2 separate regions of the Homo sapiens genome follow, and region 1 is linked to region 2. A link is an interaction called in ENCODE POLR2A ChIA-PET data of the cell type or tissue named here. Cell type or tissue: OCI-LY7. All regions are shown on one strand.

Region 1 (4,000 bases), 190 kb before region 2:
AGGGAAGAAATCTTGTCCCTTGGGGGGAATCTGAGTTGGGGGCAGGTGAAGGGCAGGAGTCCTGTGCAGTCAGTGGGTGAGGAATCTGAACGGAGGAGCGACCTGTGCCAGAGCTCTGGGCTCCCAGCCGCTTGGGAGGTGGTGTCCGTGTGCTGAGGGGAAGCTACCCTTGCCTCCCCTGAGCCTCCCCCACACAGAGCCTGCTGCCTCCCATGCCCATCCTGGGCAGGCAGCCAGGCAGGGCACTGGATGGATGCCCACTGTGCGCTCAGAGGCCAAAAGATGGGCACCATCCAGTTGGCAGAGGGAGAGGCAGTTGGCCCAGGAGGGAAGAAGTCAGGGTGCCTGCCGCTGGGGTCGTGTGCCCAGACTGTGTGTCCAGGACACAGCTCTTGGCTGTCCTCCTGATCTGTCCCACTGGAGCTGGGAAGGGCCTCTCCTCTGGTCCTGGCCCTGGCATCTGAGTTACTGCAATTGGTTATTTATCTCTAAGGGGAATCTGGGACCTTGTCCCTAGCTGGGCATGTGGTTGGCTCAGGGGCAGGCCTGGGGGTGGATAGGAAATTGGGAGAGCCCAGATTAAGGTTGCAACTGGGTAGACCAGGAAGTGGGGAAACCGGTTTGTCATTTGGGCCACTTGGGGTGGGGTCTCCTCTCCTGGGCTCTCTGCCTGCCTGCCACTCTGCCTGATGGCCCACAGTGAATAGAAGTACTGTGTCCACTCTCTTGCTCACCTAAACTGCTTTTGGAAACTCCAGAAGTAAATAAAAGGGACAGGGGACTCAGCCCACCTTCTCCTCCGCAAGAAAGCTTGAGAGAGAAGGGACTGGCCAGAGCATCGGAGCGAGGGAGGGAGGGGGCCGCTGGAATCACGAGGTGTCGGCGCGGGCCTGGGTCTGGGTCTGGGTCCGGGTCAGCGCTGGAGAAGTCTGCGGAGCCAACAGGTAGGCCAACGAAGGTGGGACGCGGAGGGGCGGGGGACGGCAGGGTGGAGCCGAGCTAGTGCTCTGCGGGCTGAAGTAGAGGCGGCAGTGACGCCGCCAAGCGAGGCGTGAGCAGGGACCGTCGCTGGAGCGTCCTACGGTGGGGTCTCACTGGCCGGAGGGGCGCGGACCTGCCTGCAGTTCCCGCGCACGCCTGCAGGAGGGGCTGCAACCCGGAGCGGGGGCGAGGCGGCGGCCCAGCAGGGGGCGCCGGGGAGCCCAGACCCTCCGACCGAGCCGCGTCTAGGCGCGCTGGGGTGAGGGGTCGCGAGGCAGAAGCAGAGGAGGATCCGGGCGCTCCCAGCATGGGGCGGCTGTTGGTTTCCGCGGTCACCTTGGCTGAAGGGAGCCCCCAGTCTCGCCGCCCCGCCTCCCCACCCAGCCCCGAGAGCCTTTCCATCCCTAGGCGCGCCCGGGCTTGGAGACCCAGGAGTCCTCCACCCTCCAAGTGTCCCCGCTTCCCCGGGTGCCTCCTCCGAGCCGGTCCTCGGTCAATGTATTTGTCTCTATCGTGGCGCGAAGACTACTTGGGGTGGGACGAAGCAGGTGGCGCGGGAAGGAGAGAGTGAGCGCGCCCCGCGCCCGGCCCCGGCCGCGCGCTGCGGGATCACGCGGTGAAGCTGGAGGGCGCGAGAAGGCGCAGTGCCCCCTCCCCTCCCCCGCCCCCGCCGCCCCGGGCGGCCCTTTGTAAGTTCCGGCCACACGCGCGCGCCCGCGCCGCGCGCGCGCCCGCCCGCAGTGACACACCCGCGCCGGCCCGCGCGCGCGCAGACACACACTCAAACACACACACACTCGCTCTCGCACACTCGGTGACACGCCCGCGCGCGCGCTCACCCACACGCCCGGCCGCCGGCGCCCTCCCAGCTGGTCCACCCCGGCGGGGCCCGCGCCCCCGGCCCGCCCGCCTGGCACCGCGCCCCGGGGCTGGGGCCGAGCGAGGAGCCCGCGAGGCGGCGAGAGGGCGAGCGCCAGGCAGGCCGGCCCGGGGCCCCCGCCCCCCGCGCCCCCGCCCGATGGGGAACGCTCCGTCCCAAGGCATGTCCCTGTCTCTCTCCTCCCTAATGTGCCTCCATGCTTAAGTGGAAGGTATTTCTGTTTTCTTTGTGTGTTTTCCCCCTCGGCCGGGGGCGGGGGCGGCGGCCGGGCCGGGGAGGCGGTGGCCGGCGGGGCGAGGGATGCTGGGGCGCAGGTGTGTGGGGGCAGGGGACCGCTGTGCGCCGGGCTTGGGAGAAGGACCCGGGCGAGAGGAGTGCTGGGACCAGAGAAGGGGGCAGGGTGGCGAGGCAGGAGACTGGGTGGGGAGGGCCTCACTACGCCCCGGGGTGGGGGCCAGAGGGGTTCAACTGTAAAGGGGCTTGTGTGGAAGGGGGAGGGGTGAGGAGAAGAAGGGGGATGGATGGTGAGGAGGGTGGGGGGAGAAGGGCGTCCCTCCGAGGTGGGGGAAGTGGAGGATGCAGGGGAGGGGAAGGGGATGGAGAAGTGAGGGGTGCATCAAAGGCCTCCCTCCCCCAGCTCCCAGAATGGGGTGCACGGGCTAGGATGGTGGTGGTGGGCCCTTTGCGCCAGCCTCCAGGGAGGGAAGGGGATGAGTGCGTTCTGGGGTTGGCCGCGTTGCCAGGATACAAGCCTGTATTCCACACACCCCCCCTCCCCGCACCTCGAGGCCCTAGCCCTGGAGACCTCTGAGCCTCAGCAGCAGTTGCAGAAACTGGGGACCAGCTCCCCGCTCTACCAGCGGGTAGGGAGGGCCACGAGAGGGAGGGGTTTAGGGAGGGGCTATTTGATCTTAACCCCTCCCCCTGCAGAGGCCAGGGGGCAGGGGAGGGCGCCCCCAGCTGGGGAGGGCATCTAGGGTGAGTGAGAAGATAGGGAAGGCAGGCGGCTGAGGGGTGGAGGGTGGGGCTGGGAAGGGGACGCACCGTGGCCCCCCCTCCCCTCCCACGCACCCCCCTGCTACGTCAGAAGCTCCCGGGCCAGCTCCGAGTCCTGTCGGTGGGGGCAGCAGGATGCTGGTGGAAGCAGAGGGGACAGGCCGGGTGCCTCCGCAGCTCAGCTGTCAGGGCCCGGCGGGGCGTGTGCGGCTGCTGGTGCTCGTCCCCCAGCCCCACGCGTCCCCATGCAGCCCTGGCAGTGCCTCCGGCGCTTTGCCCTGGCCTGGTGGGAGAGGACGGCGGAGGGCAGAGCCCGCTCTCCCAGGGAGGAGGCTGGACCGAGGGACCCTGGGGGCCGAGGGGAGCCAGGTGAGCAGGCGCGGGGAAGTATGCAAGGAGGGGGATCTTCCCAGCCCCCCTCCTCAAATGTTGTGGGACAAGGAGGTCCTGCAGCACCCCAACTTTAAGGAAAGTGGGCTCCCCGAGCTGGGGGTGGGGGTTTCTGGCAGCAGCCTTTCAAAAGGAGATGGAGGAGCTGCTGTCTGTTTTGGGGAAGGGAGAAACAGGTGAGGCTTGGGAGTGAGGGAAGCTGACCAGACTTCCAGGTTTGTGGGCCTGAATGTTCCTTTGGGTGGGGTTTGAGCACTTTTGGGGGGTCGTCAGGATACCTTCTTCCCGACTCTTGGTATCTTGGTCTGGGTGACCTTGAGCCAACTGCTTTGCTGTCTAATTCCTTGCCTCAGTTTCTCTTATTCCCATCCCTTTCCCTCTTGTTGATCTTTAAAAATTGATGATGCATTTGATGGAGATTGTGAGGCTGTCGCCACTGGTGGCAGCTGTGATGGTGGTGGTTTCTGGTGTGGTTGTATGTGGGGAGCAGCTATGGTGCATTTGAGGGGTTTTGCTGGTTCTGGTTGGTGATGGGCCACTCCATACAGGTGTCAGGGACATGGGAAGGAACATTCACACAGGAAGGAGTGCTCCAGGCAAGCTGAGAGTTGCTGGGGACAGAGACTTAGCTGGTGGCCTGGGGTAGAAGCAAGGGATGGGGTGAGGGCTCTGGGCATAAGGGGAGGGTTTCCAAGAATAAGATGCACCCCCCCTCCACCCCGCTGTCCCCACCCAGACTGCCTGGCACCCAGG
Region 2 (4,000 bases):
GAGAAGAGTGTCAGCCAGCAAGCCTGCCCCTCGCCCTGAGCCGCACTCTCCCGGGCTGTGGTGTAGCAGGGCCCTGGCTGTGGAAGCCAGGCTCCATTCTCTCCAGTTGGTTTCCCTCAGGTTCTCTTTCAGTGCTGAGGAAGTGAGAACAAGAAGGTGGTGGCGGCGGTAGCCACCCATGCTGGGCCTTCAAATAGCTGTTGCTTGGCCAGGCCTAGGGTCTGGTGTTGGGCTTTGCAAGATCAGGGACTGTCTGTCCTCAGAGATGCTAATCTGGCTCTCAGGAGTAAACTCCTACTAGCCAAAGTCATGGTGGCTAGATTGCTAAACCCAATGCTATCTTATCAACACACCTTGAACACTGCAGGAAGATTCACAAGCAGAGTTCCTGAATAAGGAAGGGATAGTACCACCCACAGTCTCTGTGCCAGCCTGCAGGGTCCACAAGTGCAGTCCCCCAGTCCTCCCTCCTCCCTGGCAGGCTGGATCCCCCAGTGCTTCTCTTCTTCTACATCCCACAGGGACCAGAACCTTCAGCAACAATGTTGCCTCAGAGGTACAGCAGTGTGGAGAGGGGCAGGGCTCATTTGATATGAGCCCAGGCTGGAGTGCAGTGGTGCAATCACCACTTACTGCTGCCTCCACCTCCCAGGCTCAAATGATCCTCCCACCTCAGCCTGAGCAGCAGGGACTACAAGTGCATGCCACCATGCCTGGCTAATTTTTTATTTTTTTAGAGACGGGGTCTCAGTATGTAGCCCAGGCTTCCATGGATATTTGTTATTTATTCTATCTCTTTGATAAAGTTAAAATAAGATACTTATCTCTTGATGAGTGTCTTGGCCAAAAACAATCTTTTAGGGGTTTAAAAAAAATGTTCCGGGTGGGTCAGCATCGAATTTTCCAACCATCTCTTCCAGAGGCTTCAAGAGGGAGGCAGACCAGGACTCACCTCCCAGACCTGCCATTTAATATTCGCGCAGTCTTGGGCAAGTGTTCTGACCTCTCTGCCCTGCAGCTCCCTTATCTGTAAACCAGACATGCTAACCGCACCACCTCACAGAGCTGTTGAAAGATGACATGAGAATGTGAGTCTAAAATGCTCGGTCTACTGGTGGGCACAGAAGTGATCAATAAAAGTTAAGCACCGGCAGGGTGTGGTGGCTCACGCCTGTAATCCCAGCACTTTGGGAGGCCGAGGCTAGCGGATCACCTGAGGCCAGGAGTTCGAGACTAGCCTGGCCAACAAGGTGAAACCCCGTCTCCACCAAAATTACAAAAAATTAGCTGGGCGTGATGGCACATGCCTATAATCCCAGCTACTAGGGAGGCTGAGGCAGGAGAAATTCTTGAACCTGGGAGGCGGAGGTTGCAGTGAGCCGAGATTGTGCCACTGCAGTCCAGCCTGGGTGACAGAGCGAGACTCCATCTCACAAAAAAAAAAAAAAAAAAAAAAGTTAAGTGCCTTCTACAAAGGGCTGAATTAATTCATTTTATGTTGATTATTATTAGTTTTAGTTCAGCAGGTGACGATTTCTGACCTTGTCCCCAAATTCTAGGAGGCTATACCCTGGCTACAACCGGGTGTTCCCTTTGCGGGTGGCACCTGCTTTCAGCCAGTTGGGGGCTAGAGGTGAAGAATGGCGGTTTCCAGCCTGGTGCTCATCCCTGCCCCCCAGTCTACTTCCTTCCACCTCGGTAGCCTCCAGGGCTCCCTGGGGAACAGGGAGAAGGTAGAAAGGGAGCTAAGAGCCACGGGTAAGGCAGACAACTCCCGGGGTGCCATGGGCCTAGGAAGGGAGGAAGGAGGGGGATTACCCAGGAGGGAGTGGAAGGAGATGAGAGGGAAGGAGGGGGGCGGCGGGTGGCAGGCCCCACTCCTGCACCTGCTGCTCTGAGAACAAAGCCAAGAATGATGCAATCCTGGCCTGGTGCAGCTGAGGCTGCAGGGCCCCGAGAGAGAAGTGGGTGTCAGGGGCGGGGAGGGCAGTGGGCAGCAGGGCAGGACGCCTGACCTTGATTCACAGCCAACGTGTGGCCCCTTCATGAGGACCCTCAGCCTCCTCCTGAAGCCCCTCACCCAGGGCCAGACCCCTCCCCAGTAGTCACAGCCACCTAATAGGCAGGAGTAGGGCATGATGCAACCAGGCCATCACTCCAGGCAGCCTCCTCAGAGGGAGGGGCATGAGGAGAGGCCCCATCCGGCTCTCAGGCCTCGGGCGGCCGGTCTCTGTCCGCACCCTCTCCATACTGGAGACAAAAAGGCAAAGTCCTCCGAGAAGGTGAGATGGGAAGGTTCAGGAGAGCCCTAACCCGGACCCTGCACAAAATAGTGCCTATTTATAGAATTAACTAGAACCCGCAGCAGACACGGACATGGTCCCGGGCCCCAGTCTCTCCCATGAGCAGCCATCAAGCAAGCGGGGGCGGGGTGCATGAACGTGGCATCCACCGTCCCCAGGTGTCCGCCTCGGCCCCCCAACTCTGCCCCGGAGCCAGGAGAACAAAGGCTTCTCGCTCTCCCTCCACCTGGAGGAGGGGGTCGTGTCCCACACACCAGGGCCAGGTGAGGGATGCCTCATGGGCCAGGGTCCCTGAAAGGGCAGGGCGTTTAATGGGCTAACAGAAGAGGACTGGAGACACCGTGTTTAGGAATATTTAAGTGCGGCCTCACCCCACCACCACCGAGGGGACCTGAGGGAACAGCAGGGTGGCTTAGCCCTGAGGAGCCACTAGGTGGCAGGAGAAGCCCAATGACTCACCCAGCTCTGCCCGCGGCCACCAGCAGCCTCCGGGCCCTTCCCCACCTGGAAGCTCCCTCCTCTCTTTTTCCCTACAGCCCGCTCCTCTGCGGCCTCCGGTAAGAGGAGCTTTTCATTCTTCCTCTGCCTTTGGCAAAAAGAATCTCAATCCTAGTTTTCAAAATACTGCTAACAGGGCCGGGCACAGTGGCTCACGCCTGTAATCCCAGCACTTTGGGAGGCCGAGGTGGGAGGATGGCTTGAGCCCAGAAGTTTGAAGTTGTAGTGAGCTACAATAGCGCTGTTGCACTCCAGCCTGGGTGATGGGCGAGACTCTTTCCCTCTCCCAGCAAAAAAAAAAAAAAAAAAAAAAAAAAAGCCCGCTAATAATAATGATCATGGGGCCAGGAACGGTGGCTCACGCCTGTAATCCCAGCACTTTGGAAGGTTGAGGCAGACGGATCACCTGAGGTCAGGAGTTCGAGACCAGCCTGGCCAACATGGTGAAACCTAGTCTCTACGAAAAATACAAAAATTAGCCAGGCGTGGTGGCAGACGCCTATAATCCCAGCTACTCAGGAGACTGAGGCAGGAGAATTGAACCCAGGAGGCAGAGGTTGCAGTGAGCTGAGATCTTGCCACTGCAATCCAGCCGGGGTGACAGAGAGATACCCTGTCTCAAAAATAATAATAATAATAATAATGATCATAATCAGTGCCGAGAGAGAGAGAGAGAGAGATGACACACATTTGAGACAGAGTCTCGCTGTGTTGCCCAGGCTGGAGTGCAATGGCACCATCACCATTCACTGTAGCCTGGACCTTCCAGGCTCAAGCGATCCTCTCACCTCAGCCTCCTGAGTAGCTGAAACTACAGGCGCACGCCACCATGCCCAGCTAATTTTTTACTGTTTATGAAGACAGGGTCTTGCTATGTCGCGCAGGCTTTTGTGGATATTTATTAAGTGCTCAAGATGTACCAGGCATTTTACACACATGTCTCATTTACTCACACATGAGGTAGGAAATAAAACTCAGGAGGAAACAGACCAAAAAAGCATAAAGTGCCCAAGATCACAAAACGAGCAGGCAGTAGAGCCGGGACTCAAACTTGGGTCAGCAAATCCTGGGCCAGGCCCTCCCCAGGAGTCTTAACAGGCAGGCAGGAGCATGGGAGGAAGCGAAGAGCCCGTGGATGCCCCTGAGATGTCTCATCTGCTATCCTCACCACCGCTCTCCCCCACAACCCCTTGAGATTC

Evidence for each region. ChIA-PET counts read pairs that join two places held together with the same protein. Peaks named below come from ENCODE experiments on the same cell type or tissue, not always from the same donor. Only the 100,000 strongest peaks of a DNase experiment are listed, where the experiment ranks them.
Region 1: POLR2A ChIA-PET joins it to region 2 with 12 read pairs; 3 of 35 experiments call an interaction of 5 or more read pairs at or near these places.

The regions. Positions count from the first base shown.
Region 1 is chr17:38,603,705-38,607,704 of GRCh38, reverse strand. It overlaps SRCIN1 (SRC kinase signaling inhibitor 1), which reads left to right and starts at 1,753. Exons shown (of 19, transcript NM_025248.3): 1 at 1,753-2,021. The coding sequence starts at 2,000. RefSeq lists enhancers at 1-291, 292-893. In OCI-LY7, CTCF peaks have their summits at 924, 1,153 (motif pointing right) and 2,818 (motif pointing left); DNase peaks (open chromatin) are centred at 1,224, 1,624 and 2,708; H3K4me3 peaks cover 1,642 bases.
Region 2 is chr17:38,413,631-38,417,630 of GRCh38, reverse strand. No RefSeq gene overlaps it. Among named protein-coding and RNA genes, the nearest start is that of ARHGAP23, 13 kb to the left of the region's middle. RefSeq lists enhancers at 990-1,924, 1,751-2,045, 1,925-2,860, 2,861-3,795. In OCI-LY7, CTCF peaks have their summits at 1,637 and 2,712 (motif pointing right); DNase peaks (open chromatin) are centred at 1,640, 1,910, 2,180, 2,720 and 3 weaker places; H3K4me3 peaks cover 1,608 bases; H3K27ac peaks cover 3,122 bases.